Regions from separate parts of the Homo sapiens genome. Here region 1 is linked to region 2. Evidence: chromatin loops called from intact Hi-C (ENCODE). Cell type or tissue: B cell. All regions are shown on one strand.

Evidence for each region. A loop is a pair of places that touch in the nucleus more often than their neighbours do. Peaks named below come from ENCODE experiments on the same cell type or tissue, not always from the same donor. Only the 100,000 strongest peaks of a DNase experiment are listed, where the experiment ranks them.
Region 1: it touches region 2 in a loop (12-fold over the local background); 3 of 110 quality-filtered maps call a loop at or near these places.

Annotation. Positions count from the first base shown.
Region 1 is chr2:73,209,911-73,214,910 of GRCh38, reverse strand. NOTO (notochord homeobox) reads right to left here. Exons shown (of 3, transcript NM_001134462.2): 3 at 2,398-4,140. The coding sequence ends at 3,982. It overlaps SMYD5 (SMYD family member 5), which reads right to left and starts at 666. Exons shown (of 13, transcript NM_006062.3): 1 at 549-666. The coding sequence starts at 644. RefSeq lists enhancers at 489-728, 516-810 and a silencer at 2,133-2,202. In B cell, CTCF peaks have their summits at 2,025 and 2,228 (motif pointing right); DNase peaks (open chromatin) are centred at 690 and 2,230; H3K4me3 peaks cover 1,811 bases; H3K27ac peaks cover 1,191 bases.
Region 2 is chr2:73,734,572-73,739,571 of GRCh38, reverse strand. TPRKB (TP53RK binding protein) reads left to right here and starts at 2,227. Exons shown (of 5, transcript NM_016058.5): 1 at 2,227-2,270; 2 at 4,981-5,000. RefSeq lists enhancers at 1,786-1,845, 1,886-1,965. In B cell, no CTCF peak of the experiment used is centred here; a DNase peak (open chromatin) is centred at 2,051; H3K4me3 peaks cover 1,802 bases; H3K27ac peaks cover 1,591 bases.

The DNA of each region.
Region 1 (5,000 bases), 520 kb after region 2:
TCTACAATGAACTTTTGGAACACAATAAAAACGACAAAATCACGTCACCTTCCTGCTAAAAACTCTCCCAATGCCCCCACGGCCTTTGGACTCTGGTCCAAATTCCTCAGCACTCCAAGGACCCTCGTGAAGGATCTTGGCCTCTCTCCTCATCCCCTCACCCAAATCTCACACATGAAGTTCGTGAGGACTCCCTCTTTTACACCTCAGTTCTCTCTGCCCGGCACATCCCCGCCCACCGTTCCAGGGATACAGCAGCAAAGCCCCCTAGCCCCGCCCCGAGCAGCCACAGAAGGGCCTCCCGCGGGCTGGCCGAATTCCGCTGGGAGGAAATGCGCACGGAGACTCCGGAGGCCCGGGTCTATCGCGTGACCGCGCCACGAGCCTGCGCGCAGGGACAGACTGGGAGCCCCCGGGCCGCGAGCAGGGGCAGGGCCGTAGCGTCCGAGCGGCACAGAAGCCTCTGGGCTCCGGGCATGGAGTCCGGCCGGGCTGTCTCCATGGCCGGACTGGGGAGAGGCTCCCGGCAGGACCCGCCCCGACCTCACCTTGGCGCTGCTCACGAAACGGACTTCCACGGAGACCCGCGCGCGGCCCGCCACGCCCACGCAGAAGGAGAACACGTCGCACATGGAGGCCGCCATCTTGGGCGCGCCTCCGCCTTATGACCCTTAACCCCGCCTCGACCTGAGAGGCCACACCCCCTTCTGGTCCCGCCCCCGGCGAGAGTGCCCCTGAGGCTGCGAGGTTTTGGGCTCCACCAAGTCTGAATTTAGGTTCCGTGGTTTGTTGACGGGAGTGTAACTGGGCCTGCCTTTGTGCTTTTACATCGGTGCCTTTTTGTGTCTGTACCTCTGTATCAGAGTCTGTGTGCGCGTACAGTTTTGATGTGTGTATCTTTGAGTCCGTTGCATGTTTTGTTGTGGTTTTTTTTTTTTGAGATAGTCTCACTCTGTCGCCCAGGCTGGTGTGCAGTGGCGCGATCTCGGCTCAGTGCAACCTCTGCCTCCCAGGTTCAAGTGATTCATTCTCCTGCCTCAGCCTCCCGAGTAGCTGGGCGTACAGGCGTGCGCCACTAAGCCCAGCTAATTTTTGTATTTTTAGGGGTTTCACCATGTTGGCCAGGCTGGTCTCGAACTCCTGACCTCAAGTGATCCGCCCGCCTCGACCTCCTAAAGTGTTGGGATTACAGGCGTGAGCCACCTCGCCCGGCCTCCGATGCATGTTTCTATGTATGTTGTCTCTGTCCACACAGTGGCCTGTCTTCACTGAGTAAAGCGCTCTTTGGACCCAGCCCTAGAGTGGGACAGCAGAAGGCCAACTTACTCCTATCCTGTCTAGCTCTCAGCCTGAAGGGAAGGACTAGCTTATACCCCGGAGCTCACTCACCCCACTTGAAGAGTCCAGGACAAGATTTCCTTTCTCGGTAATCCCTCTGGCAGCAGAACAGTCCTGCCAAAGGTCAGGGTGGACTTGTGCCTCTGTCAGATTCTTCAATGGCTTAGGGACCTTGCAACCGGGGGTAGCGGAGGAGTCCATAGGGGACCTCAGATCTGAGAACCTCTGAAACTGGATACAGAAGTGAGTGTGCATATGCACACACTGTCGTGAAAAGGGGGAGGGGCCTGTTCTCTCAGGACCCCAAGAAGCTGCAAACCACAGACCTATGGCATTTGTCCCCACAGCTAGGCCTGACTATCAAGCCTTGTTTTGTTTCCTTGTCCCCTGATTTTGTGAGTTTTGTTTGAGACAGGGTCTCGCTTTGTCGCCCATACTGGCATGGGGCGATCTCGGCTCACGGCAGCCTCCAGCTCCCGGGCTCAAGAACAGACTGGGCAACGTAGTGAGACCTTGTCTCTCCAAAAAATAGAAAAATTTGCCGGGCGTGGTGATGCGTGGGAGGATCACCTGAACCTGGGGAGGTCTAGACTGCAATGAGCCGTGATCAAGCCACAATTATCTATCAAATAATTATAGATAGATAGATAGTTGGCAGGGACAGAGAAAGGTTCTTGAAACTGACCCTGCCTCTCCTCAAGCTTGCAACCTGGTGTCAAGGAGCGAATAGTCCACGGACTTGGGGGAGATAGATAGTTGGCAGGGCCAGAGAAGAGGCTCTTGAAACCGACCCTGGGTCCCCTCAAGCCTGCAGCCCGGTGTCAGGGAGCGAATAGTCCACGTACTTGGGGGCAAACCTACCCGAGAGCAGCTGGGGGCCGTGCCCTCACTCACCACCAGGTGGCAGGGCAGGCTTCCTTCCATCCCTCAGCTCAGTCCCCAAGAGCCATTCTAGAATCTGAATGGTCTGTGCTACAGAAATCAGCTCTGCAAATCCTGGCAGCAGGCTTCTTTCAGAGAAATCGAGCACATTCTTGAGAAGAAAAAGGAGCCATGAGTCAGAGTCATGAAAGGGGGAAATTATAACTGTCCTGTGAAAACACAGCAGAGTTTATGACAAAATGCCAGCCTTGGCATACACAAATTATTCTATAAAAAGATGGGGCTTTGGGAGGCCAAGGCAGGAGAACCACTTGAAGCCTGGAATTCAAGACCAGCCTGGGCAACAAGTGGACGTTGTCTCTACAAAAAATGTTAAAAATTAGCCAGGCGTGGTGTCACGCGCCTGTAGTCCCAGCTGCTTAGGAGGCTAAGGTGGGAGGATCACTAGAGCCCAGGAGGTTGAGGCTGCCGTGAGCTATGATTGCACCACTGCACTCCAGTCTGGGTGACAGAGCGAGTCCTTGTCTTTGCTGCTGGGCCTGAGCTTCTTCTGAGAATGGTAACAGTTCAGACAAAACAAGAAAACGTTGGGAAACTTTGTGAAGTGGGCTAAACAGTCTACCTTCTCTTCTTTGCTCTCAACTCCTTCTGATGGTGAAGAGTCTTCTATGCCCAGATGCTTATTCAAAGAGGTTCCTTCTCCACAGCCAGGCCAGGAAAATATTAATTGCTGGTACAGGTATTACTCCCCCAGGTGAGGGGAGCTGTGATATTATGAAATATATATTTGGTCTTCATCTCGATTTCCTGGCATAGAACTCCTAAAATCCCTAGAATCTCTGAAGTGATGTCTTTTCATATGCTAATGAGTTGACTGATGACTGGTAGACCTTAAGACTCCATAAAAAACAAAAAGGGCAGGGTTGGGCCGGGTGGTGGCTCACACATGTAATCCCAGCACTTTGGGAGGCCGAGGTGGGTGGATCACAAGGTCAGCAGTTCAAGACCAGCCTGACCATATGATGAAACCCCGTCTCTACTAAAAATATAAAAATTAGCCAGGCATGGTGGCATGCGCCTATAGTCCCAGCTGCTCGGGAGGCTGAGGCAGGAGAATCGCTTGAACCCGGGAGGCGGAGGTGGCGGTGAGCCAAGATCGCGCCACTGCAGTCTGTCTCAAAAAAAAAAGAAAGGAGGGGCTGCCATGTGGAATGAGCCCTGAATCTGTGGGGTCAGACACTACCTGCAGGTAGATCATGTCAGAATTTGCTGAACTGGAGGTTGGAATGTGGGGTACACCCCTATACGTTTGGTCACAGAAGTGTTCTGTGTTGATTGTTGTGGGGTGACAGCAGAAGAAAAAAACTTTTTTTTTTCCAGTTGGTCTTCTCTACTCAGGGGCCTACAAGCCTTAACAGTAACCACACACTTTGCACTGTGCATGGCACATTATTGCTTTACAGACATCTTCTCACCCCTGGGTGATCTAAGTTATGAATGCACCCATTATACAGATAAAGAAAAAAGGCTCGGAAGTTCCATAGGTTGGCCAAGGACATAGCTGAAGGCCAGAGTCTGTGCCTCCAATCATTACATTATTCCAGTTTCCAGGAATCAGTATAGAAAAGGGGGTCCCTGCTTGACAGCTCAGATTCTTCTGGTTGAGGAGGCTTTTCGTTGAGGTGTGAGGCAGGGAGCTCCAGTGGGTACCCCCAGGAGGAACTAGTCCAGGCAGCCTGGCTAGGGCCTCTGTCCCAGTCTTCAGCCGTCCACTCCTGACTCGGCATCATCACTCTGGATACTGGCGATGGAGCTGCTGGAAGGCTCATCCAGGGAGGCAGCCTCGGCAGATGTAACTGCTGCCCTCAGCTTTTGCTGCTTCTGATACTTGACCCTGCGGTTCTGGAACCAGACTCTCACCTATAATTGGAGAGTGGGCAGAGATCAGAATGTGACCATCAGGTCCCACTGCTTCCTAATTCCTGGAGTGAACACCCCTCTCTGCCTGGCCAATATTTGCTCTTCCTTCTCAGGGAGGTACCTCCTCCAAAACACCCCTTTCTACAATTCCAGACACCATTCATTCATCTGAGTATTTACTGAGTTTCCAGTATGTGCTAAGCACCATCCTAGGTGATGCTGATACAGTGGTGAGCAACAGAGGCAAGCTGCCTGCCCTCGTGGAGCTCATGAGCTAGTGAAGAAACACTGGCAAGAAACATGTAAACAAACAAAGAGCTATGTAAACACAAAAGGGGGTACAAACAGGGGTTTGGGCAGAGGAGGCCTCCCTAAGGAGCCAGCATTAAAGCTGAGGCTCAAAGAGAGAGAGGCCCACCTGATGGGGACAGAGAAGAGCAGGTCTGCAGGGCAGGGAACAACCTGTAGGAAGGCTCTGAAATGGAACCAAGCTTGGAGTGTTTGAGGACCAGGAAGGAGGAGAGCACGGATGACAGTGAGAGGAGAAAGTCAAGGGAGGGAAATGGGAGAGGTCAGCGGGTGCCAGATCACCCAGGACCTGGAAGGCCATAGATAAGGAATGTCACCCATGAGGCTTTTACGTGGGCCCACATAATCCTATTTACATCTGAAGTGCACTGTGCACCTAGCTGCTGTGTGAAGCATGGATGGCAGCAGAAGCAGGAAGACAGGAGGGAGGCTACTGCAGCGGCCCCGGGAGAGCTGGGGCGTACATTAGGGGTGACAGAGAGAAGTGAAGCCACTCCAGCTGTATTTTGGAGGTAGAGATGACAAGGCTCAATGATGGTTGGAAGCGGAGG
Region 2 (5,000 bases):
CTTCTCGTCCTGCCAGTAGTAAACTCTACCAGTATTATAGTGGCACAGTGAATATCAACAGAACCTGAGCCCTGGCTTACTGAGTGAGGATCTAACATCTGCCACATGGGAGGGAGGTAGACTTAATTGGCCTAAGGTGGCAAAACATCATGACAACTAATAAGATCTTGGTGGGCTGGCACCTTTGACCTATTATGTTCTTACCTGGATCACTGGATCCTGGACTAGGTTGATGCTCCAGACAGACCTGATCAACCTGTTTGTGATGTAGTCCTCCTGGGCCTAGTAAAATGTATTCTGGCTATGGCTCAACAATGTTGTACTGACATTGTGTCTGTGAAGGTGTTACATCGATCTGATAAGACAAACTTCCGCCTCCAGATACTAGGAGGTTGGTGGGCATATGAAACGGACTAGCTTTGCTAAAGGGTATAATCTGGGTTAAGGGCATAGACTGCAGGACAGTTCTCCAGGTGGCCTTGGACCAATTTAGTTCTCTCTCCTTTCTCACTTGTGGTTCTCTAGGATAACTGTAGAATGTGCTGGGAATGTAGCATCCTGTGATAGAGAGAGACTAACCAGACCAGCCAGGGCCCTGTTCCAGTGTCTCCCAGAAATAGAATGTCCTTCATATATATATGTATATATATATATATATATTTTTTTTAATTTTAATTTTTATTTATTTATTTTTTTTTGAGAGGGAGTTTCACTCTTGTTGCCCAGGCTGGAGTGCAATGGCGCGATCTCAGCTCATGGCAACCTCTGCCTCCCCAGATCACGTGATTCTCCTGCCTCAGTCTCTTGAGTAGCTGGCATTACAGGCATGAGCCACCATGCCTGGCTAATTTTTTATTTTTTAGTAGAGACGGGGTTTCTCCACGTTGGTCAAGCTGGTCTCGAACTCCCGACTTCAGGTGATCTGCCTGCCTCGGCCTCCCAAAGTGTTGGGATTACAGGCGTGAGCCACCGCACCTGGCCGAATGTTCTTCATGTTTTAGCCCAGTGTGTCATGCCTCCCCACCTCTTCCCCCTGCCCCTGCCCCCTGCAATTAGGCTGTTGCATTGCCACAAAGAAATACCTGAGACTGGGTAATTTATATAGAAACGAGGTTAAATTGGCTCATGTTTCTGCAGGCTGTACAGGAAGCATAGTACCACCATCTGTTTGGCCTCTGAGGAGGCCCCAGGGAGCTTTTACTATTGGCAGAAGGAGAAGAGAGAGCAGGCACATCACATGGTGAGAACTGGACCAAGAGACTGTGTTGGAGGGTGCCACACACTTCTAAATAACCACATCTTCCTGGCACTCACTCACTATTGCAAAGACACCAAGCCATGAGAGATCCACTTCCATGACCCAAACACCTCCCATCAGGTCCCACCTCCAAAAATGGGGACAATTCAACATGAGATTTGGCAGGGACATATATTCAATCCATCCCTGGACCCCCAAATCTCATGTCCTTCTGACATTGCAAAACATAATCATGCCTTCCCAATCACCTACCAAAATTTTAACTTGTTCCAGCATTAAACTCAAAAGTCCAAAGTGTCACAGGAGACATGGCCCAGAAAAAGAACTAATCCCAGCTCCTTGGGAGGCCAAGGCGGGTGGATCACGAGGTCAGGTGATCCAGACCATCCTAGCTAACACGGTGAAACCCCGTCTCTACTAAAAATACAAAAAATTAGCGGGGCGTGGTGGCGGGTGCCTGTAGTCCCAGCTGCTCGGGAGGCTGAGGCAGGAGAATGGCTTGAACCGGGACGCGGAGGTTGCAGTGAGCCGAGATTGCACCACAGCACTCCAGCCTGAGTAACAGAGCAAGACTCTGTCTCAAAAACCAAAGAAATCTCCAGCAGCGGAAATGTATGTAGAACTCATTTTGGTCAGTACTTTTCCTTGTACAGGAAGAAACTGAGGTCGCCCGGTGCAACGCCCAACACAGGTTAAGACAAAGCCGAGACTCAAAACCAGACCCCAGCTTCCGGTCCCAGCCCATAGATTCTTCCATTTCCTTCGCCGGAAGTGATATACAGCCCCTGTTCTCCTTCGCGTCCGTTGACGGGACCCAGGTTGGGGAGGCGGAAGAATGGGCGGGACCATGGGCGGAAGCACCCCTCCTACCAGGACCCGGAAACAGATGGCCACCCCGAGCCGGCCTATCCGGAAACTGGCTCGAAGAAGACGGGGATTGGCCATCGCTTCCGGAAGTTGTGAGCTTTGTTTCGGAGCGGGAGCTCTTCCGAGACGCACTGGGGGCCGGATGGTGAGTTTTCCTTGCGCTCTAACGGGCAGGCTCGGGAGCGGGAGGGTCCGGGCAGTTTTAGTAGTGTCTTTGGGACAACGGCTGCGGTTGGTATTTCTCAAGCGGCAACGAGGCCAGCCCCTGGGAATGCAGCACGAGAATGATAGAGTCAGGCTGTCCCCTCAAGAAATAGTTTAGTGAGGAGACATGCAGCGGATAGGCGCAGGATTCTTCAGAGTTGTGATTGGGCCCAAAAAGGAGCTAGTCCTCAGACTAAAAAGAGCCGTAGTGCCGGGGTTCTGGGCGCTGTAGTAAATGGACTCCAAATGGAGTTGAAGGGAGGGAGGAGTGCGTCAGGCGGAGATGAAAGGAGAGAGGGAACTACCTGTCCGATAGGGCAGAATCGGGGAGAAAGGTTGGTGACTTGAGCTTAGAGAAGGCCATTGCGGCGGTAGCAGAAGAGGAGAGGCAGGGACCAGATCGTAGAGTGTGGAACACCGTGACACAAAGTTGGGGCTTTATCATAAGAGCAGCAGAATGACAAGATCTGATGTACATTTTGAAAGGATCACTGTAACTGCTGGTGACGACTGGATTATAGGAGGGCAGGAATTGTGAGAAACCACTCAGAAGGCTACTGCTGTAGATGAGCGATGTGACCTAGCGTATGGGAGAGAAGTGGACGAATCAAAAGTATATTTAGCAGGTGAAAATTCAGGACTTTACGGATTAGATATAGGATTTGAGTGACAGGTTGGGTCTCAACGATGATTCCAAGTTTCTGACCTGAGTGAGTAAATTACGCTAAACAAGAACAAACTATTTTGAAGTTTTCTAAGGGTTCTTCCCCCCACTCAGTGTTAAAAAGCACGTTTTTTTCCTTTCTTATTATGTGTACTCATGTTTTGTGTGCTTACTGTAGAAAATTCAGAACATACATAACAAAATATTTTCTTTTATATAAAGGACAATAAAAATCACCTCATAACCTCACTACCCAAGATGGTCATATTTTAGTGTTTCTTTCATGTATTTTAAAAAAATATGTGTATCTTTTTATATAATTGGGATCCTACTGATTATGTCTTTCTGTATCCATTTTTTCCACCTTAGCATGACTAATGATTGAACTGTGTGCCAGGATATCGTTCACAAATATATTTTTTTCTGTTTGTAACAGAAAAAGTCAAATTAATTCTAAATAAGAGATAACATTAACTTTTTGGTGTATTTTCTTTTTAATATTTGTTTAAAAGCCTTTTAAAAAACCCACATTTTGGCCAGTTTGTGTTTTGTTTTCCATTCAGATGTTTTTACTTACTTAATGTTATTTATTGCCGTTTTTACACACCGTCAAGACCACATGTTTTAATGGTTGTTAAATAACAACTAATCCCATCATTAGCTAGATAGGTTATTTGCAACTTTTTACTGTTAAAATAATGAGAGGAACATCTTATATAATTATTGGATTCCTAATGACTTCCATCAGAAAGAGTTCTAGAAATATAATCTGCCAGGTAAAAGGATAAAATGAGTCTCAAATTGCCCCACCAAAATATTTTATTAAGAATTTGATAGAAATTGTTTTAAAGAAATTTTTGCAATACATAGTTTTTCCATTCAAAGATATGGTCATGTCTTTCTGGTTATTCAAGTTGTCTTTTATGTTTCTTTTATGTCTTTATATATAATAACCTATCCTTTTCTTGTTAAGCTTATGTCCAAGAAAGGAGCGACATTGATTATTTAATAATTGTACCCTCTCTGCTTAATTTCCATGCGTGGAATGAATATCTTTGGGTCAAGTGGGATACTTTATCCTTTTTTTTTATTTTTATACTTTAAGTTCTAGGGTACATGTGCACAACGTGCAGGTTTGTTACATCTGTATACATGTGCCATGTTTGTATGCTGCACCCATTAACTCATCGTTTACATTAGGTATATCTCCTAATGCTATCCCTTCCCCCTATTCTTTTTTTTTTTTGAGACGGAGTTTCACTCTTGTTGCCCAGGCTGGGGTGCAATGGTATGATCTCGGCTCACTGCAACCTCTGCCTCCCAGGTTCAAGCGATTCTTCTGCCTCAGCCTCCTGAGTAGCTGGGATTACAGGCATGCGCCACCATGCCTGGCTAATTTTTTTGGCATTTTTAGTAGAGACGGGGTTTCTCCATGTTGGTCAGGCTGGTCTCGAACTCCCAACCTCAGGTGATCTGCTCGCCTCGGCCTCCCAGAGTGCTGAGATTACAGGCATGAGCCACTGCACCCAGCCTACTTTATTCTTTAAAATTATTTTCTTCCTTAATATTTATGTCTAGGCCTTCCTAAAATATAAATAAAATGATGAGATCAGGAAGTTAAAAAGACTAAGATAGAGTAAGACTTCATTAATACCGTAAGCAACCTCTGGTTTAAAAAATTCCTGACATTCTGCTCCTACTTGTCTGCTGGGGAAGCAGCCCTTCAACCATGCACCTGAGCCTGCCTCATCTGAACAAACAGCAACCAGCTGGGCCCCTTGGCGTTTCCCTGGGGATGACAACAGAACAACTCAGAAGGGTTAGGAAGACAACATCTCATGAGGATGCCAAATGGGCTTTGGCGATGGATTTTTCTAGTTTAACACTTTTATCAAGTTACTTTCAAAGTTTTTGAATATTTATTAAGAAATGAGTTCTGATGTTAACTTTTAAATGAAATCTTTTGGTCTTTTCATTTTGTGTGCAGTAGAATCCTGCTTATCTGTG